Regions from separate parts of the Mus musculus genome. Here regions 1 and 2 are each linked to region 3. Evidence: chromatin loops called from intact Hi-C (ENCODE). Cell type or tissue: heart. All regions are shown on one strand.

Evidence for each region. Hi-C counts contacts between places; a loop is a spot of excess contacts. Peaks named below come from ENCODE experiments on the same cell type or tissue, not always from the same donor. Only the 100,000 strongest peaks of a DNase experiment are listed, where the experiment ranks them.
Region 1: it touches region 3 in a loop (2.7-fold over the local background); 3 of 42 quality-filtered maps call a loop at or near these places.
Region 2: a loop joins it to region 3, with 2.1 times the contacts of the local background. A loop is called at or near these places in 2 of 42 quality-filtered maps.

Annotation. Positions count from the first base shown.
Region 1 is chr3:105,638,715-105,646,714 of GRCm38, reverse strand. All of the region lies in intron 2 of Kcnd3 (potassium voltage-gated channel, Shal-related family, member 3), which reads right to left. Among named protein-coding and RNA genes, the nearest start is that of Ddx20, 45 kb to the left of the region's middle. In heart, a CTCF peak has its summit at 4,358 (motif pointing right); a DNase peak (open chromatin) is centred at 4,334; H3K27me3 peaks cover 406 bases.
Region 2 is chr3:105,597,133-105,605,132 of GRCm38, reverse strand. All of the region lies in intron 2 of Kcnd3 (potassium voltage-gated channel, Shal-related family, member 3), which reads right to left. Among named protein-coding and RNA genes, the nearest start is that of Ddx20, 86 kb to the left of the region's middle. In heart, no CTCF peak of the experiment used is centred here; a DNase peak (open chromatin) is centred at 4,502; H3K27me3 peaks cover 333 bases.
Region 3 is chr3:105,534,945-105,542,944 of GRCm38, reverse strand. All of the region lies in intron 2 of Kcnd3 (potassium voltage-gated channel, Shal-related family, member 3), which reads right to left. Among named protein-coding and RNA genes, the nearest start is that of Kcnd3os, 86 kb to the right of the region's middle. In heart, no CTCF peak of the experiment used is centred here; a DNase peak (open chromatin) is centred at 3,924; H3K4me3 peaks cover 924 bases; H3K27ac peaks cover 1,650 bases.

The DNA.
Region 1 (8,000 bases), 100 kb before region 3:
CCTCATTGGTTAAGAGCAGTCTTGGGGCGGGGCTACTCATCTTTGGATTCCAGGTGCCCAACACGATGCATGGTGCACAGTAAGAACTCAACGGCTCACATGAGCAATCAAGCAAGCTCTTCCTACTGTATGATTCTGTGAACTGGATTGGCCTTGGGGCTAACAAACCAAACTGCAAGCCCCAGGGAGGCAGAGGTATGTACAACTGTACCTAGCACGAGCCAGACACCCAAGAGACTTACTGAGTTAGCGAAGAAACTATAAATGTATTTTTCAGTGGGACTTCTCCTTTGGCCAACTAAATCACCAGAGGGCTCTACTGCTATAGGATGTCTACTTCCTAAATATGCTTACATCAAAAAGTTGTATTTATTTATTTTTATTTATGTGTATGGGTCTACATAAATTTATGCGCACAATGTACATGCGGGTGCCAAGAAAGTCAAAGAGGGTGTTGGATCCCCTGCAGCTGAAGTGACAGGTGGTTGTGAGCCTGTCATATGTGCTGGGAACTGAAACAGAGTTCTCTGCAAAAGTAGCAAGTTCTCTTAATTTCTGAGCTTTCTCTCCAGTATCCTGCATATGCTTTCTGATGAGATGTGTGGTTCACTTGAGGCAGATGAAATTCTGTTTTACTCCAATAAGAAGGAACCAATCAGAAGGCAGAATCACAGCCGAGGTGTGAGCAGGGGGCAGAGGAAGACCACTGCTGTTCCTAGGCATAAGCCAACAAGGGCCCAGTGATCAGGGATTTGCTCCTGGGCCGACACAACAAAGATTACAGAAAGCTAAGTTCAGTCCCTGGGAGTGGGCTGAGTGGCTCCCAGATGGCAGCACCATATTTAAATCCTGTCCTCAGGTAGACTCTAATCTGGGCCTTCAGAATTCCCACACATCAAGAAAACAGAAACCACAAGGAAGGAAGGAAGCAATTGTGTGGTTAAGGGACAGAGGAAGAAAGTAGACTCAGAGACCCCCGTCAAGGCCTTCTGACACTAGAGTAGTAATCTGTGAAATGGTCTGTGGAACAACCCAAACTGGAGTCTCAAAAATGAGCAAGAATATAATACTTCCGGGGAGCTCAGGGCATGGACCCCAAAATCAGCACTTCCAAAAAGGTGCTCTGGGCAGCAGTGTGAGATGGGAGCTCTTGTTTATTGCTTCCTGCTTACTGAGCACTCTGCCCAAAGGCCATAGGTAGGGGTGGGGACTAGAACTTCAGTCTAGTTCCTTCTTGTGGGCAGCTTTGGAATTGGATCTTCAGATTTTATTGTGAAAATGGGTTCTATATGCTCCTGAATTTCAGGCATGACACGGGAGATTCCTTATGTTCAAGAGTAAGAAGTGGCCTAAAGTTCTGGCTGGACAGTTCAAATCACCGGGCTTAAGGAAGGCGTGATTACTTTGAGTCATGATGAAGAGACAGGTGGAATAATTAGCCTTTTGATGAGATAATATGTGTTTCTTTACCAGAACTCCTACTCTCTGGTGTCTCTAGAAGATGCCATGGAGTTCTGTTGTGTTAGACCACCCGACACAGAAAGAGGTGACTTCTTTTTCTTTTTCCTTTCTCTTCTTACAGATGCCGAGTAGAACTTAAATACTTTTTCCCCCCTCCTCGACACCCTGGCCTTTACTCTTTTTCCAAAGCTCCTTCTCTGGACACCCCACATGGCTGCTTGCTACCTCGTGGCTGACCTCCATGCCAGCTTAACTCAGACAGCACAGCCTTTCTCTGCTCTCATGGTCCAGACAGCCGCCGAGATTTAGAGCTCACCTGCTCTGAGTTTTTCTTGTAAATTATAATGGAACTGTTTTCGAGCTTCAACCAGCCAGCCAGCCAGCCAACCAGGACCTACTAGGACGATGAAAAGAATCAGTTCTAGAAGTAAAAACCTACTCATTCATTAGGACTGAGTGTGATGCTGTATACTAACCAGCTGTCCTCACTATAGGAGACCTTCTCTTTCCAAACTAGTTCTTGAGGACCCTCATGTTGTCCCTTGTTCCTGGACCCGAGTTCATTCCTAGTGTGACTAGTCGGAAAGCAGTAAAGAGCAGGGTGTATATGTGTGTGTATGTGTTTGTGTGTGTGTATGTGTGCACGTGCCTGCACATGTGTGTGCATTTATGATTGTGCACACGTGTGTGTGTATGTGTGTGCCCATGTGTGTGTGCCTATGCATGTGTATGTGTGTGTGTCTGTGCTAACCTCGTCTCTGAATGAATGAAGCAATCACAATAGCCACATTGCAGAGCTGAGCAAAGCTAGGTCACTACAAAGCCCAGTCTTTTTGGGTCCCCTGAAAAGCCCACTGACATGGACCAGCAGAGGTGGCAAACATACAGCAAACCAAGAGGAAAACTAGATGGGGATAGAGTAGCAAGTGCCACCCGTCCGTCTGTGGATAGAAACTGGGAGAGACACACTCAAGCTCACTACTGGTCTCCCCTCAGTGAGAGCCCATGCAGGTAGGAGCTGGGATTTGCCTATTTATGATGGCACTTCCTACATCCCTGGCCCTAGATGTGCTTGCTTTGAATGTGATTGTCAGAAACATTTGTCCTTTGAGGAAGAAGTACAGAAGGAAGGGTTGAGGTCCCAGAGGCTCAGATGGCCTTTATCTCCTGTCTGGGCTCATAAGGAGAGATGACACTTGGGGAGGCAGGGCAAGTGGAATCAAGATACACTGGCATGTGTGCTACTCCAGTCTTGATTGGCATGCTTTTCTGGAAACTGCACATTGCTCAGTTTATCTTCCCCAATACCAGATCCTAGGAAACCCTTCACCATTATCTTCCCACACTCCTGGGTGTATGGCTTGACCCAGAAGAGCTGTGTGGAACAGACCATGTCTGGCCAAACCATGGAGTTCCCTTGGAGACCTTGTCCCACAGGCGAGCACCATCTGCTGCTCTTTCTCCATATGTGCATCACAGACGCCCTTCTCCCTGGGTCAGATGCTCGGCCTTCTGCCACCTGGGGCTAGCAAGCATCTGAGAAACGGATGTGCTACCACAGCTCCACAGTGGAGCAAACCCCAGGACAAGCCTTTGGTGAACAGCATGGTGGTCATGAGATGCAGACGGGAAGGCTGGATACAGGGATGAAGGCTCTTGAAAATATGCAACAAAGGCCTGATGGGACCAAGGTCAGATACCAGTGACTCTCAGGGGTGAAGCATTGAGGTGGAAGTGGTAGAGAGATAGGCTGCGGATGCTGGGCTAGCTAGGCAATCAGCCTGAGGGACTCCCTATGTGTTGCTTGATGATATGGATCTTCTCTAAGCTCCAGTCTAGCCTCTGTTAGCTCACCTGGGATTCTGTTTTCTGTGAAATAGGTAGAGACAGACAGGAGGAGAATGTTGGCAAGATGATGCTTGTTGGCCTGGGGGGGGGGGAGGCACATCAAATTAAGATGCTAAGAGATTAGGTATTGGAGCCTGTACGTGGTCACTAGGTATCCCAGGCTATCCCAGTCAGCACACAGTGTGCTCTTTCCTGCCAGGACTTTTGTCTGCATTCCTTTCCTCTGCTCTGAGCTACGCTGAGACTATCTTCTGCATTCTGGAGGTAGGGAGGTGTCCTTCCCCTTCTCCTCCCATCCTCCTCTTCTGAGGACTAGTTCTCCCTCTCCCATTAAGCTACATCTAACTCAGTCTTAGACTTACAGGACTGGCAGGCCACCCTCCCTAGCCTCTGTACTGCCCAACTGGTGGACTAGAGTCAGATAGGCCTGTGTGGAAGTCAGTGTACCCTCCCCATCTCTCCCTTTCCTTCTCTCTCCTCCTTACCCTTCCCCCCCTCCAGCCGACAGACTTCCAGCAGTCACAAGCTTCCTGGGTCTCATTTACTTATTCTGAAAAATGAACAACAGGAATTTTCTACATAGGGCTTCTATGAAAGTCCAGCCCATCACAGCATTTTCTGAGCTGGGAAGCGATAGCCTCTAGTTACCCTGCACGAAGTCAGCCGGCCACTCGTGGACTGCTCTTGCTGTCAGTTCATCTTTAGACAGCACCTTTGAGTTCCTGTTCTGCCTTTGGGGACTCTAGAGCTCGTCTGATCCTGTACCAACATGACAGATCTCTAAGTTCCTCGGGCACAGCCTGACTCCTCATCTCATTTGGCATAAACTGCTGGTGGCTGTTTCCCAGTTGCCTTTCCACTCTGTATAATGTGGTTCTGGAGTCAGAGGCCATGTGCAAGCCTCTAGCTGTGTGACTTCAAAGCAGTGAGAGTTTCTAAGTCTCAGCAACAACCCAGACCTAATTGGCACATTTAGGTCCAAGTCTTTCCAGTACTGGGTGTGACCTCTACCAGGGCAGGCCTGGCACAGTGTAATGTCATCGCCCAGAAGAGGGCTCCATAGCTCTGCATGGCCCCAGTGCTTGCTGGGCACATGGCCAGCTGTTTTAAGGATACCTTAGTGTGGAGGGCTAAATTCAGTTCACCTTTCTGAGACAGGGTTTTCCTTGAACTTTTAACAGGACTGAATTTCTGGGTCCCCCAAATTGTTAACAATTACTTCTAACATAGTCTCGGGTACTTAAACCTGCTCCAGAGCCTGGGGCCAATTTAGTGTTTCCAGTGAGTGGCAGAAAATTCTGAAGAGTCCTTTTACATCTTACGAGTTTGCAGCCCCGGGGCGAAGAGCTTCTGGGCTGGGGTTGATTTAGCTCAGTAAATTCAGCCAACTCTTGATCATTCCCCAAAGTATATTTTTTTCCTCCTTTTTTTTTTCCTCTGGAGGGTGGAGATGGGACCACATATGAGATCTAGCTCGTCTGACTGAGCATGAGCTGAAAAGACAGATAGAGTAGGTGCCCTCTGTCTGCCAGGAATAGGAGAGTGGGGGCTTCTTTGGTCTCTGCTCTCTGAGCCTTTGCATCTCTGTCTCTTCACTGTCTCACACCCTCCTGTGGTCCTGAGGAGAAACTCCGACACCAGTTTAGCATCTTTCTATTTCCACATTGCCCTCTTGCCCTCCAGAAACAGGTTAGTGACAGCAGGGACTATTGTCTCCCTGGTCTCTGCTTCTCTAGTGCTCCTCCCAATGTTAGGTTTCATTACAAATTTTATGAATAAGTGAATGCTTATCTGATTCTTTTTCAGTCCCTGCCTCTCAGCTCCCCATGTCCACAATGGTCTCCTTGACCTGGTATCTGAACAGCTCCAAAGCGCAGGCAGCCTTTAGGGATGCTTTCTCTCCCAATCACCCTCTCTCTACATGTGTATGGGGGGGGAGGGAAGGGAGTCCTTGGGGTGGTCTCTCCCCCCACCTCTGTCTGTCTGTGTTGGGGAGGGAGATGGGGAGATGAGGAGAGGGAGAGAAAAGGAGGGAGGGAGGGAGGGAGGGAGAGAGAGAGAGAGAGAGAGAGAGAGAGAGAGAGAGAGAGAGCAAACCCCTCTCTCCTTCAGGGAAACCCTCTAATATCTATTATTAACACACACACACACACACACACACACACACACACACACACCAGGCCAAAGCTAAAAGATACTTTTAAAATGATCTGTTCCTCACTCCTCCATTGCTGGTGGGATTGCAAGCTGGTACAACCCCTCTGGAAATCAGTCTGGTGGTTTTTCAGAAAATTAGACATAGTACTACTGGAGGACCCAGCTATTCCACTCCTGGGCATATACCCAGAAGATGCTCCAACATGTAATAAGGACACATGCTCCACTATGTACATAGCAGAAGCTAGAAACAATCCAGATGTTCTTCAACAGAGGAGTAGATACAGAAAATGTGGTACATTTACACAATGGAATACTACTCAGCCATTAAAAACAATGATTTCATGAAATTTGCAGGCAAATGGATGGAACTAGAAAATATCATCCTGAGTAAGGTAACCCAGACACAAAAGAATATACACGGCATGCACTCACTGATAAGTGGATATCAGCCCAAATGTTTGGAATACCCAAGATACAATTCACAGACCATATAAAGCTCAAGAAGAAGGAAGACCAAAGTGAGGATGCTTAAGCCCTTCTTAGAAGGGGAAACAAAATACTCACAGGAGGAAATATGGAGAAAAAGTGTGGCGCAGAGACTGAAGGAAAGGCCACCCAGAGACTGCCCCACTTGGGGATCCATCCCATATACAGTGTCCAAACATAGATGCTATTGCAGATGCTGGGAAGTGCTTGCTGATGAGAGCCTGATATGGCTGTCTCCTGAGACAAATACAGAGGCAGATGCTGGCAGCCAACCATTGGACTGAACGTGGGATCCCTGATGGAGGAATTGGAGAAAGGACTGAAGGAGCTGATGGGGTTTGCAGCCCCACGGGGGGAGCAACAGTGTCAACAGGCCAGACAACCTGGAGGTCCCAGGGACTGGACCACCAACCAAAGAGTACACATGGAAGGATCCATGGCTCTTGGCAGAGGATGGCCTTGTTGGGCATCAGTGGGAGGAGAGGTCCTTGGACCTGAGGGGGTTTAATGTCCCAGTGTAGGGGAATGCCAGGGTGGGAAGGCGGGAGTGGGCGGGTGGGTGGGGGAGCATCCTCATAGAGGCAAAGAGAGGGGGATAGAATAGGGGATTTCCGGAGGGGAGACCTGGAAAGGGGATAACATTTGAAATGTAAATAAAGAAAATACCCAATTAAAAAAGATCTGTTCCTAACAGGAGAAAATTATTGCCAAACTTTATATAGATTTAGAATCTATAAAGAAATCTAAAACTCAAGTAGGAATCAATAAATGGGCTCATGACAATAGTTTTTAGATGAAAAAATAAAAAGTGGCCAATACATTGAAAAAGTGTTCAAAAATCCTTAGACATCATGGAAATGAAAGTTAAAGCTGCTTAAAAAAAAAAAAAAAAAAACCCTTAGCAAACAAAATACTTCCCTGAGATTTAGTCTCGTCCTAGTTAGGAGTGCTGACAAGGTTGTGGGGAGAGAGGAGCTCTTATTTAGTGCTGGTGGGGTGCAAAGTGGTGAAGCCACTATGGAAATTAGTATTTCATTAAAATTAAAACTAGAGTCACCATAGGGCTCATTGATATCATTCCTGGGCACAGACCTGCGGGGTTCTAGTTGGCACATTGCACATTTCTTGCACCTCTATGTTTTTTGTTTTTGTTTTTTTTTTTCAGTACTGCTCACAAGAGCTTGAGTTATAGACCAAACCTAGATGCCCATCAACAGACAAAACGTTAAGGAAAATGTGGTAAGATACATAAAAGAATTTCAGCCAGCTATAAAGAATGTAGTAATGTGTGTGATGGGTAGAGTTTGAGATTATTTTGTTAAGTAAAATAAGCAGACTCAGAAAAACAAATATCACATTTCTCTTATATTCAGAAACTAGATGTAAATTTATATATGCATCTGTGTGTATGTGTATGTATATATGAAATGAACGTGGGGCCATGGGAGGAAAGGAAGAGATCTATCTACATGGAGGAGGGGACAAGAGAGGGTACTGGAATGACATAGCATAGAAGCAGAAGGGAGGATGATCTAGGAGAAGGAAGGAAACTGGTAAGAGGCAGAAGAGATATGGGGACACTGGTGACGGGGACAAATAACAGGTGTAAAGATGTTTATGTGTGGAAATGTCATAGTTAAACCAATCTCTTTGTCTGCTAACAAGAAAACGAATAATAAGAAAAAGACATGACCTACAGGTAGGTACCATTTAAGCTGAAGAAAATATGTTCCGTGCATGTTCAATATTCATGTGTTTTGAAATGGCACATATCTGGAATTCACTTAAAATACTTTAGGGGAAAACACAAGAGGGCCAGGTGGTGGGCTCAGGAGGGCCCCTTACTCTTCTTGAGCATCCTCACATCCTCCAACTTCCCCATGATACAAAGTCAAGCTCAAGAGTGAAGCGAAGGACCCTCCACTCTTTCCCCTGGTGTTTGGACTCCCAAGACAGCTGGCACACATGAGAAGCACCCTGCAAGCTGAGAGTGCTGGTGTTGGCCTGCAACCGCTGAACTCAGGAGCTTGAGGCAGGAGAGTACA
Region 2 (8,000 bases), 62 kb before region 3:
CTAGTGTTACGTCACCATCTCCAAGGAGGCAGTCAGACCTTTGCCTTTTTCATTTTTCCTTCTTGAGGCATTACTTAAAAATAACAAACCACACAAAGGCTAACCTTTATTTAAGGGTTTAGCAGTCAGCAGAGGAGAGTGAGGGCATTACCTGCAGGAAATGATAATAATCTTAATAATGATAGAGAAAACATGTTGAAGTAAGTGTGCCAGACACCAGGCTGAGCACTTGACATGAAGAATTTCATTGTTTTTAATAATAACCAGTTATTATAGATGTCCTCCCCATTTTACAGGCAAGGAAACTGAAGCTTGGCGAGATTCAAATCTGGTGGGTTTCTTAGCAATATAACTTCAGAAATATCAGGGCAGAGTGGCACATACCTGTATTCTTAGCACTTGAGAGACTGAGACAGGCAGATTACAAATTTTAGACCAGTCGGGCTATACAGCAAGACCCTGCCTTAACAACTAAAAGTAAATAGAGAAATATAAAAGTGTCCTTTTCCCAGAAAAAAAGTGATATTTTATTTTACATATGTGGGTCTATTTGGGCTTCTATAACAAAACGCCTTAAACTAAGAGGCTTATTAAAAAACATTTTATATTACATTTATAGAGACCAGGAGATCCAAGATCAAAGTAATGGCAGACTTGGTGCCTGTTGCTATATAGTCCTGACTGGCTTTGAACTTTTAGTCCTCCTGCTTCACCCTCCCAAGTGCAAAGATTATAGGTATACAGCAGGCCACACCTCTTAACAGCACTGGGGATCAAGTTTTAGAATACACATTTTGGATGCAAACCATCATTGGGCTTTGGCATCCCCCACCAAGACAGTATTTATACAGTATAGCATCTTCCTGCTTCTTGACATGGCTTGTTCTCTCTCTATGCAGGAACTCCTAGAGGCATTATCTATGCCTTCATCAGTTCTTTTGTATTAGGAATTTTCTTACTTACTCACTTACTCATTCATTTACTAGCTTATACTGAGGTTCAAACGCAGGGACTTGTGCATGCCCAGTAAGCTTTCTGCCATGGAGTGACAATTCCAACTCTATAGTAGATCTTAACATAGGATCCTTCAACATTTCCTAAAACCATACAGAAAACGTTGCCCAGCTATCAGGTGTGGTATGTGTGCCATTAGGGAAGAAAGGGACTACAGATTTTTTTTTTATCAGATTCTCAAAGTAGCCTACCATCCACTCTCCTTGCCCCATATAAAAATGTGTGTCAGTTCTTCTGATGTCTTTTCCTCCAACTAGTTGTGACTGTGTACATCTCATTCTTTATCCTCTCATCCACCTGAGCTCTGCTCACTCTGGTCCCTGGGACTGGACCACTTCCTGCTGCACTACATCCCTCAGGTCTCCCTTCCTGTGGATTCTGGCTCATGTCTGAAGATACTTGGTGTAACCTGCCCTTATTATTGGCCATGCCAAGGTCACATGATCGTCCCTAGTCCTATGCTTTTTGTTTGCTGCACAAATAATTTAGCAACGACAATGGTCAGGGACAGTTGCAGAAAGGTTGCAGAAAAGTTGCAGAAAGGGTGACACCCCAGTGAACAAAATAACATAGACAGTGCTCTTGGAAAGCCAGCATTTTTCCCCTTGCCTTTTTAAAAATTGAAAATAGGTTCTTTTTTCACATAATATATCCCAATTACGGTTTCTCCCCACTCTACTTCTCCCAGTTCCTCCCCAGCTCCCTTCCCATCCAAATCTATTCCGTTTCTGTCTCTCATTAGATAAGAACAGGTTCCTCAGAGATAATAGCAGAATATAAAATATAAGATAACCCAAAACCTACTGTAGTTGGACAAGACAAACACACAGAAGTAAAAGAGCCCAAGAGTAGACACAGGAATCAGAGACACCTTCATTTCCACACTCGGGATTCCTATACAGACACTGCGTTGGAAGTTATAACTATGCATAGAGGATCTGGTGCAGAGCCAACAGGCCCCATGTGTGCCGCTGCAGTGAGAGAGCCAACATTCTTATCAACAGTTCTTCTTGTGAAGCTCGCTGAAGTCTAGACATGGTCCTATTTGTCTGGTCTACCTTTCAAGGGAAAAGATTATTAGTGGATCACGTTAAAAATTCATTAGTTCTTCTGCTTTTAGCAGTCTCCTATGAGCAGGCTTCTAATTAGGAAGAGGCCCTAGCCCTGCTCCTTGTCCCTGCCACTCTGCAGCTGGGTGTTGCTCCCAGCTCTGCTCTGGCAGCAGTGTGCAACACACTTCTCTCAGGCCCTCTCCTCTGGGTAACCCACTCCCAGGCCCCCAGGCTCACAAACCACATGTCCTGCTTTCTGGAGGGATGGTCTCTTCCTGTGTGGCAGGGATTTCCATACTCTATACTCCAGGTATCTCAGTTCCATCCAACAGCAGGAGGACCCCAGGAAGTTGCAAGTCCTCTTGGCTCCCCTTTCATTATGAGTAGGTAGACAGATGTCAGAGAAGGCAACTTCTCCCGATTCTTCATCTGCTACTGTCTGTACCTTCCCTAACATATCTTCTAGCACGTCCTTTCTGGGGGCTGGAAACATGGCTCAGTAGCTAAGAGCACTCGCTGTTCTTTCAGAGGACACAAGCTTGGTTCTCAGCACCCACACCAGGTGGCTCATGAGCTCCTGTAACACCAGCTCCAGATGATACAGTGCCCTCTCCTGGCCTCTCATGGAATCCCCCAACACACACACACACACACACACACACACACACACACACACATTAATCTTTAGAATAAAGTTCTTTCTGTTGAATCAGACTCCATGAAGCTCTGGACAAGCTAGAAAAGAGCTGTACTGTGAAGACAACAATACCTAGGTGTTGGTGTGAAGAATAAATGAAAAAAAGTGTCAACTGCAGTGAGGTCACCACCTAAGGGCATATTCCTGCCTTGCTCTGTTCCTGTCTGCTTCCTCCAGGGGCCCCTGGCCCTTTTCTGGGCATTTTATTCTCTCTTTTGACTTTCATTCTAAAGTCTTATTTCACTGTCTGCTTGATTAGAGCTCTGCAGGAGAGAAAAAACGAATCTGGAAGCATATCCTAAGGAAGTCAGAGTACCAGGAGGCTTTGTCCAGCGAACCTAAGAGCATTGTCTCGGGAGGTGCAGGGAGAGCTCATCACTTCCTGCAGTCACTGATGCTCAGTCTCTGACTTCAGGCCAAAGCACACCTGGCATGTTGTGGTGCAGAGACAAATCTTGGGGGAGAAGGAGGGCAGCTGGGAAGCAGAGCATCTGAGAGGCCATATGGGCATCAGTCTGGGTCCCAAATACTGGCAAGGAAGAGCCCAGGTGTTCTGGTTCCAGGGCTAATCTTGATAATCTGGGTATTCATGGGGCCCACGGGACTCATAGGATGCCTGGCAGGAGTGCCAACAGGGAGGGCGGACTATAACTGGGCTCTAATAGACCTTGTCTGTCTAGTCTCCAGCCAGTCTGGGTGGCTCTTTCAGCCAGTTTCTCCATGTTAGTGTCCATATAGTCACAGGAGAAGGAATAACTGTTGATAAATGTTGGAGAATGTCTAAGAATGGAAAACCACTGCCACTGTTCTCTGAGACGGATAGAAAGGTCCTGAGCATAGGGGGAAAAGCCAGTTAAAGGCATTCAGGCTGCAATAGACCCAAGTTAAGATTCAGGCTAAGCCTAGGTTACCAATAAGAAAAGGAGAAAATGATGCTCAGGAGAGATGGAGCCACCGGGGTTCCATGAAGCAGCCAGTGACTGCAGCAGCTCTCTGCTAAGGCGAGTGGTACCCACTTCCATTTACAGAATGATGGTGCTTGTCAGATTCCCTCCCAGGTCAGCTTCATGTAGGTGGCAAGTGTAGGATGAATCAAGAGGCGCTGCCAGAGAGGAGCAGGAGCAGGGAGACACTGCCAGTTTGGAGTTCCCATTCAGGAAGGAAAAACTCCAGCTCTCTGACCCCACTGACTGCTTGCTCTGAGTTGGTCCTTGATTCTTGGCAGTCCTTGGGATGAGTCGTGAAACAGACAACAGTGGCAAGCAGAGCATCTTGAGAACAAAGACGAGGCCACGCTCTTCTCTAGTATCGGTAATCTCACAGGCGCAGGTGGATGGCTGATGCATTGTATCGTACCGTCTAGATTGGGTTCACCTGGGACATTCTATATTGCTTTCATTGCTGTTTACCCTTTTGAGCTGTAGAGTTGATCTCAGAAATGTGGGAAAGCCCAAATGGAGCTCAGGGATGGTGCAGGGTAGGGTCAGAGGGGGGCTGTGGAGTCAGAAGAAGCTCAGGGTTTGGGCTACTACAGCTAAGTCCTTGGAACTCCAGCCAGCAAAAGTCCTGAGCACAGACATTATCATGGCTTGATTCGGATAGATTCCAGTGCCACTACAGGCCCTGCCACGTGGATGTTCCGGCTGGAAAACATGGACATGGTGGAGGCCACATTTGCCTGGCATTTTATCATGGGTGGTGAGAGATCTGGCAGTAGGGCCAGATGGCTTGGCCCCCAAGCTCTGCTTTCAGAAAATGGGACAGGGCTCAGGGGCCCATAGAGAATCTAAAAATAAAGCCCGTCTGTTTTTGCTCCCTTGAGGGAACCTGGATGGCCTCTGGGATCACACAAGCTATGGTCCTCCTTGCCTGAGTTCTGTTTTGTTTTGCAGTAGGAGCCAGAAAGGGCCCCATCCTCTGCATTTTAGTGTTATGTGATGAAGCCAACAGTGTCAGACTTGGAAGTAAGGAAGAATACATTGAAAGGGCCAAGTAAAGTTTAATCAATAGATTCGAACAAAGGTGGGGGAGGTGGCTAAGCAGAGAAAGGCGCTTACCACCAAGACCTCAGTTCCCACCCCCCACCCCCATCTGGAACTTACATGGTGGAAGGAGAAAACTAGCTCCTACAAGTTGTCCACCACTATCACCACCTCCACTAGCAACAGACAACAGCAACAAACTGTAGCTGGTAATGCGAGATGGCTCAGCTGGCAAAGTGCTTGCTGGGCAAGTCTAAGGACTTGACATCAGACTTCTAGCACCTACAGAAGAGCGAGGCACAGCCAGAAGCAACCCCAGCTCTGAGGTCTGGGAAGGAGCTAGGGGAGTAGGGGAAGGGGGGTCTCTAGGGTTTGTTAGCCATACTAGCTAGATTGGTGAGCTATGGTTTCAGTGAAAGATTGCCTCAAAAACTAAGGTGGGGAGAGGGGGGGCACCCAACATTGACCTATAGCACTCACACACAAGGGCACATATATGAAGACACACATACATATTCACATACACATTCTACACCTCTAAAATTAGGACTTCACTATTCTGAAATCACTGCTTCTTGGGTGACACTTTGGTATGTCAATGAGAGGTACACTGGTCTCCATTAAGCAAACCCTCAGTGCCTGAAACTGTAGACAATATAAGCTTTTATATATTGTGGTTCTTCTTCTATATGTCCCATATTGTTAACATGTAGCACCAGGATGCATCCCTTCCTCCCTGATGCCTCCTTTGTGCCACTGTTTTTGGCCTTTGGGGTCATTATTAAATGAAGTGCTGCCATACTGCACCAGTCCCTTTGATAACTGAGACACCTACTCAGTGACCATGGATGGATAGTGCATACCAGGTAGACTTACTGAACAAAGAGATCCAGGTCCTAAGTGAGATGGATTGGGATGCTAGGAATGTTCATCATGCTACTGAGATTTTTAAATTGCTACTCAGGATTTAAACTTATGAGCTATTTATTTTTGGAATTTTCCACTTAATACTTTCAGATCTAGGGTGACTATAGGGGGCAGAAACCACAGAAAGCAAAACCTCAAGTAAAGACATCTGTGTATGGGGAAGGGACTTGGGTGGGGGTACTGTACTGGAACCCCAAGTGGGGTGGTTTGAATAGAAATGGCCCTCATAGGCTCATCTATTTGAATGCTTGGTCATTAGGGAGTGGTGCTACTTGACAGGGATTAGGAGATGTGGCCTTCTTGGAGGAAATGTGACACTGGGGGGGGGGTGAGCATTTGGGGTTTCAAATGCTTAAATCAAGCCCAGTGTCTCTCTGTTCCTGCTGCCTGTGGAATCAGATGGAAAATTCCCAACTCCTCCAACACCATGTCTGCCTGCATGCCATCATGCGCCCCACCATGATGACAATGGACTAAACCTCTGGAACTGTAAGTTTTCCTTTATAAGAGCTGCCATGGTCATGGTGTCTCTTCACAGCACTCGAACACTGACTAAGACACCAAGTGTGGACGGAGAAGGGACTGCGGGTGGCAGTTACTGTACTGGAAATCCAAATGTTTCTAACAATGTCTAAGCCGCTCCAGGCTACCATAGATGGAGTATATCAGAGGGATAAGAGAGGCTCTATGGCAAGCAGGAAGTACAGGTTTACAAGGGAGGGACACCCCTCGGGTGGGAGTGAGGTCTTTATTTGATCACTCACTGTCTCCACCACTCAGCATGTTACAGTTATTAGGCCACACACAAAAGTGGGTGGGAGGGAAAGTGATACAAAGTCAAGTCAGACCCAGATCTCGGAGTCACTGCTGCTGCTACGCCCAAAACAGGGCTCATTTTCAAAGAGGTGGGCTCTCTCCTCCATAACCACTGCTGCTTCAAAACGATACTGCTTGTGTCAAAGTAGAAGAAAAATTGTGCTTCTTCCATGGTAGGCCTACACTTCTTGGTCTCCATCATTTATCAACTTTTTAGCCACTGCCAGCTATGACATCGACTCTTACTCTCTTCTATTATGTAGCATCCAGGTGGACCAGTCTAACAGCAGAACTTCCAGTCCTCCACTGTCTCCTGACTGAATCCTCCACAGATTTTCATGAGTGGAGGCTTCTCCTCAATGTCCCTCAACCCCACACATCGACTCCAAAGAGAAGATATTGTCTCTAATGTTCCAGAGAAGACAGCGGCCTCCTGCCTCTCTGTGTTCAGTGCAGAATCTACAATGGCCTCTGCCCACCAAGGCTGGGGAGAGTCTCTGCCGTGAATCCAGCAGGTACTCCCCAGGCTTTGAAGAGCAATGCTTTTGCAGCTCTGCTGCAGCAGGTGCTGTTGGGACTACTGCCCCCTCCCCAGCCCCGGTTGAAATTCAACTGTTTCTTAACTTTTGGACACTAATTCTCTCTTGGTTTCCCCTGCATTCCGAATCCCATGGCAAGTTCCTTTGCTCCACCTGTGATGTGAGGGCTAGAGCTCTCAGTGCTTCTGCCCTTGGGCTCCACTCACTGCCATCAACACACTTAGGATGCCAAGGTTGGACTCTTCAGTCTAAACCTCCTTTAGACATGCATCTCGGTTGTGTTCATCCCTCACTGGGTCCCCATGCTCCTTAGGATAAATTCAGCCTTTATCTGTGGCAGCAAAGCCCATTTTGTAAAACCATGTTCTCTGGCTTCATTTCTTGCTTCTTTCTTTCTTTTTTTCCTGTTTCCTACCACTATATAGAATTATGGTGAGCATATAATTTATCATCCTAACTGGGCCTGTTTGGTACTGAACAGGGGACAAGCTGTAATAATTAAGCTGGACCAAGAGATGATAAACCAGGACAGTTCCAGGCAGGCTAGGGTAGAACCCATTTACCTACCATGCCCTTATTGAAATATTCACTGTCCTCCTAACATACTGTGGTCTTTCACCCCTGGGCTTCTGAACAAACAGTTCCTACTTCTAGAACAAGCCTATTTATTCTCTTTTAGGAGTTTTCCCCAGATTACATAAGGTACATTTTCTCTCTAACCCCATGGTGCTCTATGCTGTCAGTACCAAAACAAAAAACAAAAAAACCAAAAAAAGGTAGCCAATACTACTCCATGGTGTACTGAGCTGAAGCTGGGAACAGACTGGCAATGGCATCAAGTACAAGGTCCTCGGTCCCAGACTGCTGGGGCTGGATCTCAGCATACTAGGTAGCTCCTTCTTGTCTGCCTTCGCTTTCAAAGTTCCCAAGACGTTAGCCTAAGCTAGTGTACACAGCATCTCCAGGAGTGCAG
Region 3 (8,000 bases):
ATGGTTTACCCCGTGGCTGGCAGGGGAGGTCAATGTTCCAAGGAGGCAGTATGACGTTTCCACATGAGTTCCTGGGTGGACCACACCATCCCTGTTATGCTCTGAAGAGACTGTATGCAACAAGGCTCGGAGCAGGGAACTGCTGCTAACCTCACCTGTACCTCTTCTATGTCCCTCTCCAAGACTTCTACCAAGTCTCCCCTCCCTTGCTTCTCTGTGTCCCTTTTGGCAGGAAAACAGACTCCTTCTCTGTCTCAGAGTAATCTATGATGCTGTGCCCGAGACACAGTATAGAAGTGTAGCCTGCATCACCTTCCAGGATACAGGGAAATCACTTCAGAGACTTATGACAGGTGTGGTTCCCTGCCAAACACCCATGACACAAAGCCTTGTTAGAGCCTGGAAGATTCGAACTACAATCTCCATCTTCCCAAACAACCACCAACTGACAAATGACACAGACCACGTGGATGGGAAAACCTTATGGACCTCCCCTCCTCCCATCTTGTTCTCCTGGGTTCCAGATATCCTACTGCCTCAGAAATATGAGTTTCTGGGACTTCTGGCATTTGCTATTCTGCCTGACCATAGGTGCAGTCTTGCCACTTACAACTTTGCAAGCAAGTTACTGAGTCCCCAAGTCTTTTTTTTTTTTTTTTTTCATCTTTAAAAGAGGCGGCGGTGGGGGCAGGACAAGACTGTTTATCTTGTATACTACCAAATGCCCAGTGCCTGGCAAATACTGAATCCTCAGGAAATACTGGCTGGATAGATGAACAAGTAAATGTATTAGAATTGTTATTGGGATTAAATGAGATGAGGGAAGTAAGGCATTTGTCACAGCGATGTCACATATTAAACATTCAGTATAAAGCAGTTACTGTTAGCTATTATCCATGAGCAAAATCCTATGGTTCAGTCAGTCTGGTTCCCAGAGCCAATATAAAGTCAGATGCTTAAAGCTAAATAGCATCTTTCTCCAAAGTATCTAGGCAGTTGCCTCTGGAGTCCAAAGGGTGATATGTTGTATTCTATTGCATTTATTTTAACAAGTTTCTATTGAGCAAATCTTATGTGTCTAGAATTGATGATATCCTATGCAACATGCAGCTAGATAAGCTGCCTTCCTGAAAGACTTGCTTTGTAGTTGGAGGCAAGATCAACACTTATTAGCATAAGTTGCCATCTGTAGCAAAGAAACCAGGCCTGCATTTTAAGACCCAATGTAAAACTTTCATTTATTCCTTCAATGATATTCCTGGAACTCTTGCTATACACAGAAGACCCCTAGCTGCACACTGGGGACCCTGAGATAAAGTCAATGAATTTGATGAGCTGCTCCAAGATAAGAGATGAAGAGCTGATGGAAATGGGTCAGGACGTAGAACATGAAAGCAGAGTTCAAAGCTACTACCAAAAACTAGTTCAAAAACTACCTCCATGCTGGTCCAGGAGACTCATCTCTAATGCTTCCAAGGAAAGGGTAGAAGAAGGGATCGTGGGGGTGCCAGAGCCTTAGTCTTCACCTAAAGCTAGAGAATGACATGCTATGACAACCCACCAGTCTCTGAAAGCAGCACCACTATTATGGTCCCCATGCACCCCTGAGCCTGATAATCTGGAAGCATCTGGAAACATCTGGAGATCTAATCAAATCTGATCAGAAGGGAATTTAAAGAGCATGTGCTGTGGGCCTGAGGGGTTTTTGTTGTTTTTGTTGTCGTCGTCCCTGTTGTTATTTGAGGCTTGGTCTCATATGGCACAGTCTGGCTTGACTTATGTAACCAAGGATGGCTGAGAACTCCTGACCATCCTCTTCCCCTTTCTGGGTGCTGGGATTCCTAGTTTGCCCTGCCACAGCAGCTTGGAGAGATCTGAAGGATGGCAGAGTTTTATTTTGTGGCAGGGATGGAGGCCAGGAGAAACAGAGGATCAGAAACTACTCCATCACTGGCAACATGACATGGAGGATCCCAGCCTGGCCAGTGTGCTAGTGACTAAAGCACAGAGACAAGACTCAGACTCTCCCAGAGCCCAGCCTCATGAGGGGCAACAGCCAAATGGGGAACAGTGGGAGCCTGGTCTTAGCATCTGGCCCATGGCCCTAGGCAGGTCAGGGCTCAAACTGATAAAGCAGGGAAGCCAATCCCAAAGTGGGTCTTGGTCGTATGTGGAGCACTGTGTACTAAAATTCAGGGGTTGGGAGGGTGGAGGAAGGAGCAGCTGAGGGGCATGTGTCTTAATAGGACACCTATAACCAGCACTGAGTGGGGAAGAAAGACTTTGGCAATGGATAGCAATTTGGTGGAAGAGGGTGATACTGGAGCCCTGTCATACCCACACTTCCTGTCTTTCCACCCTCACAGCTCTTGGCAGGATGCTGCCTTTGACAGTGCCCTCCCGGGTAGAGAGCAGTAGACTCTACTCCTACTCCCACCTGTTCATGGTATGGTAGATCCAGCAGTGTGAGACTGTGCTCACAGCTCTCTAGACTGACAGCCAGTGGTCTGGAGCTCTGGAGCCAGGGTATCTATCTTTCAAACTCAGATCTGAGCTGTGCTAGCTCTTCTCTAATCTGTGTCCTTGGGCAAGTTTAACCTGTCTGATCCTTAGTTATTTTCATTGGTCAAATAGAAACAACAGCATATACTTTGAGGTTGTTCTGAGTCAATTAGGTGTTTTGGGTATCACGCACCTACTATAGTGCCTGGAACATTCCAGATGCTCAGTAAGTAATATGACTGTTACCATATATTTCCTTACCTATCATCAACACAGTTGAGTAATGGAACTTTGTTCACAGTGGGCATTCAATACATATCACTAATAATTTATATTTGCACATGTTGAAACTGATAAATTTTACAATCAACACACACACACACACACACAAAGAGAGAACTGTTTATTCTTGCAAGTACAGGCTGCTTGTAGCTATGGACATATTTGGATAAGACTTGAGTGCTCAGAATTATCTTAGATGGAACCTGTCGCCTGGCATTGTCAATATCCCAAAAGAATGTCAGGCCGAGGGTTCCTCAGATCCATCGGGTGCTCCTCCTTCAGCCCCTCCTCCATTTCCCATCACGCTCATTTGCATGAGCCTCTGCCTTGGCCCTTCCTTCTGCATCTCTTGTCGTGTAACTCGGAGCATAAGAGCCTCAGGAGACCAGAACCCTCATTTTGCCTTTGCTTATCTCTCTAAAAAGCCCAATGCAGGCAGCAGAAGCCAGCAGAGGAACATGCAATTACCTGGTGAATTCAGGCAAATAAACAATTTACTGGCTCTGGTGTGCTAAACCCCTTTCATGTGTCTTTGGAGGGTGTGAGATGGGACACGCAGAGCACATCTTCCAGGCTGGCTGGCCATTAACCTCAATTTCCAACCACTCAAGTCTGCCCTGCCCTTCCAAACTTGGAATCTTTCTGAGGGGTCATTACTCCAGCATGCTAGGGCAAATGCTCAATTGCTCCCAGCTCTGTCTCGCTGACTGACCACTAAGCAGCCCCCTCCTAGGTTCTGCACTCGGAGGCTCTGAGCCTTCTCTGGTGCCTGCAGGAGCCTCCTTCCAAGTCCAAGAGTGTGAATTCTGAGGTGTGGAGAGGAGCTGTTTGGGGGCAGCTCCTCTGGTTGCTATAAATCAGCTTTATCACCTCTTCCCCTTTCTTTTTTCTATATACTTCTTTTAACCCTCTCAATGGGTGAAACAGCCCCCCTGTAGGCTGTGCCTAATTGAGGAACGTTAAACCTTCTCATGGCTGGAAGTCAGCCTCTTTCTAAACGTCCATTGGGACGAACCCAGTGAGGGAGCTAAATATAGAAAGGGCTCCCTCCTCCCCCAGCCTCCCTGTCCTCATGGGCACTGGCACAGGCGAGAATCAATGCTGCGCTTGGCGGCAGCACGAGACAGCCACCCCTGCTTAGAGACCCTTATCTGCACCTGCCACCGATTGGCTCTGATAGACCCTGACACACTGAGGACAGGAAGTCACCATGGCGACCTCGCAGAGCAGACAGAGGGAGGGAGAAGGCAGAGGCTTGGCAGTGTTAGGCTGACTCAGGACACAAAGTTACCAACCTCATAGGCTCCTAGCTGGACAAACAGGGGTCCTGTCCCTTTACCCTGGCCACTCCAAGACATTCAATAGCGTAGGTCAGGGGTGGCCCTGCTGGCAACGATGGGGGAAGCTATGTTATTCAAACCGGAAGTCCACGACATTCTTAGGACTCTTCTGTGTGCCTCCAAAGAACACCAAGAATGGATGAATCAGTCCCTGCTCATCAGAGCCTTTCATGCTAAGCCAGCCCAAATGTCTGATTTAGAAACTGCGTGGTCTTGTTCTCTGAGTGGATTTCTGAGGCACACTCCACAGAGCAGGCCCAGGTCTTCATTCTCTCTGTACACACCCTTTGATTAAGCATCTGTGACCACACAGCAGGGTGTGCTGGATACCATATCAAACTGAAGAGGCCAGAGCAGGATGCGGTGGGGTGGTGGGGAGACAGGTACCCAGAACACTCAGGCAGTGGGCAAAACAAAGAAGCCATCTGTACCATCACCTCAGCAACTGTCACAACTCTGTGAGTAACTACTACAATTCTAATGGGAATATGAGCACAGAGGGCCATGGTACCTTTCATAAGGACCCCAGTGACAGAAAGATGTAGAGTTTTCTAGCTCCAACGCTGGGCAGTGAGCACAAACCTGTAGCACCTGAACCAGCTGGGGAGTCTTTTTTTTTTTTTTTAAATTGGATATTTTCTTTATTTACATTTCAAATGTTAGCCCCTTTCCTGGTTTCTCCTCCAAAAAATACCCTACCCCTACTCCCTCTCCCCTCCCCCTGCTCACCAACCCACCCACTCCCACTTCCTGGCCCTGGCATTCCCCCACACTGGGGCATAGAACCATCATAGGACCAAGGGCCACTCTTCCCATTGATGTCCAACTAGGCCATCCTCTGCTGTACTGCAGCTGGAGCCATGAGTCCCTGTGTGTTTTCTTTGATTGGTGGTTTAGTCCCTGGGAGCTCTGGGGTTACTGGTTAGTTCATATTGTTGTTCCTTCTAGGGGCCTGCAAACTTCTTCAGCTCCTTGGGTCCTTTCTCTAGCTCCTCCATTGGGAACCCTGTGCTCAGTCTGATGGATGGCTGTGAGCATTCACCTCTGTATTTGTGAGGCACTGTCAGAGCCTCTCAGGAGACATCTATATCAGGCTCCTGTCAGCAAGCACTTGTTGGCATCCACAACAGTGTCTGGGTTTGGCGATTGTAAATGGGATGGACCCCCAGGTGAGGCAGTCTCTAGATGGTCATTTCTTCAGTCTCTACTCCACACGTTGTCTCTGTAACTCCTTCCATGGGTATTTTGTTCCCCCTTCTAAGATGGATAGAAGTATCCACACTTTGATCATCCTTCTCCTTGAGTTTCATGTGGTTTGTGAATTGTATCTCAGGTATTCCGGGCTTCTGGGCTAATTCCACCTATCAGTGAGTACATATCATGTGTGTTCTTTCTTAAGTGCAGATTCCCTGGGCCTTGATCTAACCCAGAGATCTGATAATGTGGCTTAAATCAGCCACTATCAGTCCTCGGGTGACTATGCATACAACCTTCCTTGGGTCACTTCAGAAACTGCCATTGCTCTGGAGGCAGGTGGATCTCGCTCTCAGCAGACCTCTGGGCACCCTGGTTTGTTCAAAGGAGCAGTGAGGCTGAACCCCATCCAGTCACCAAGAAGCAGAATCACGCAGTCCTTTGGGAGGCAGCCTCAGCTGCTGACTTTGGGAGACTTGTGGGGAAGCTGGCCACAGTAGTTCAGACCTGTAATCCTAGCAAACAGGAGGCTGAGGAAGCAGGATGGCGAGTCTGACACCAGCTTAGGAAAAAAAAATGTCTAAGGAAAGATGACTGTGAGTGAGAGTGCGGGTGCGCGTACTCGTGTTTGTGTGTGTAGGGATACTGGGGCGTATCCTAGGGTGACTCTCCTGTGCAGTGTTTGCATCTGAGACCCACACAGCAGAAGAGCAATGTCAGCAATCACTATCCAGGTTCGGAAGCAGAGAGACCATCTACTATCTGGCCTTTCTTTTCTTTATCTTTTCTTCTTTGTGTGTGTGTGTGTGTGTGTGTGTGTGTGTGTGTGTGTGTGTGTGTGTTTGTGTTTTTGAGACAGGGTTTCGGGTTTCTCAGTGTAGCCCTGGCCATCCTGGAACTCTCTCTGTAGACCAGGCTGGCCTGGAACTCAGAGATCCACTTGCCTCTGCCTCCCAAATGCTGGGATTAAAGATGTGCACAACCACTGCCAGGCTATTTGGCCTTTCTTTTCAAAGCCTGGTCCCCTTTATTGCTCTGTGTTCTTAGGACTATAAGTTCAGGAGAGGCTCCAGAGCCATGCACTTAAATACTATGCAAAGACTTTGGGGAACATACCCAGTTCCTGTCCTAGACACTTAAGTCTGAAAAAGAGCTAGCAGGATAAGATAGGGTAAGGAGACAGACTCCCTGATTTAAGGCAAATGTGGGGTATAGAGCATCTCCCATCACCCCCCCACCCCAGATTCTGGCTTGTGGAATCAGTATGTGACTGTGAGTACATTTTCCTACTAGGTAACAGTGTATCTTGCCTGGCAATACCTTGCTCATGTTCTGGTACCCATTTACATGAGAACTTCGAGGTTATGGCAACAGCTTGGTCAGTAAAGTGCTAGCCTTGTTAGGCAGAAAAACCTGAGAACTTACTTTAAAAACCCAGACATGGGGCACATAGTTGTAACCATAGCATCATCTAGGCAGGTTCAGGCTGATCTCTGAGGCTCTTGGGCTGGCCAACCTTGGTGAGCTCTTGGCTAGTGATGAACCTTGTCTCAGGAAGAAAAAGTGGACAACACATGAGGGAACCCCACTGGATCTATAATCTATGGTCTCCACCTGTACACATCTAAACACTCTTGTGTACCCACACATAGATAAGCACACATGCATGCATGTACACACACACACACACACACACACACACACACACACACACACACAAATATAGTAATGCATCATTCTGACACCAGATCCTTAAACTGGCATGTGACGCCATGAAAGTCTCATAATGTGTGTGATGATGAAAAGCTGGTAAAAGTAAAATGTTTCTGAACAAGCAATGCCCCTAAATTATTTTCAAATCAAATGTGTAACAGATCCAAGATGGTTTTGGCAGCACCTGCCAGTGTGGCACCGTGCACTTCAATGTGGTCTTGGCTCTGAACACGGTGATGCAGCACTGCCTAAGAAACCTCATCTCAGACTTAAGCCTATGGCACCTTATGACTTGAAGTGCCTGTACTGCACAGAAGCAGTCATGTGCTCTTATAGAAAGGTAATGGTTTAATTACAGAAAATACAGACTTTTAATGCTTTTCTATTGTCATTGCTCAGAGTGCAGATTTGAAATTATTATGTCTTTGGATTGTATTGTGTTAGAAGATTTCATTTTAAAGATTGCTGCTTAATGGGCCAGCGAGATGGCTCAGGCAGTAAAGGTGCTCGCCATGCAACACTGGTGAGCTGAGCTCAATTCCTAGAAGCCATGTAAAGGTAAATAGAGAGAAACAGTTCCACGGAGAGGTCTTCTGTCTGTCGCACTTAGAGTATGGTATGCATGCCAGTACATAGACACACACACACCACATAGACACCATACTCACACATACACACACATCAATAGTAATACATTTAAAGGTTCTAAAAATTTTACTTTGAAATGCACCAATAACAAGACACTTAAACATTTTAAAACTTGAGTTGCTGACTTGAGTTTCATTAAAAAACAAAATTATCCTCTCCCCAAAACAAACAAACAAACAAACAAACAACCCAAACACATATTTGGCTTGAGATTAGAACAGGATTTCCAAGAATTTCTGAAACTGCTAAACATACATCTGCTATTTTGTATCACATATTTATGTGAATATATTCTCAGTGCTGCTACAAATAAGATCAAAA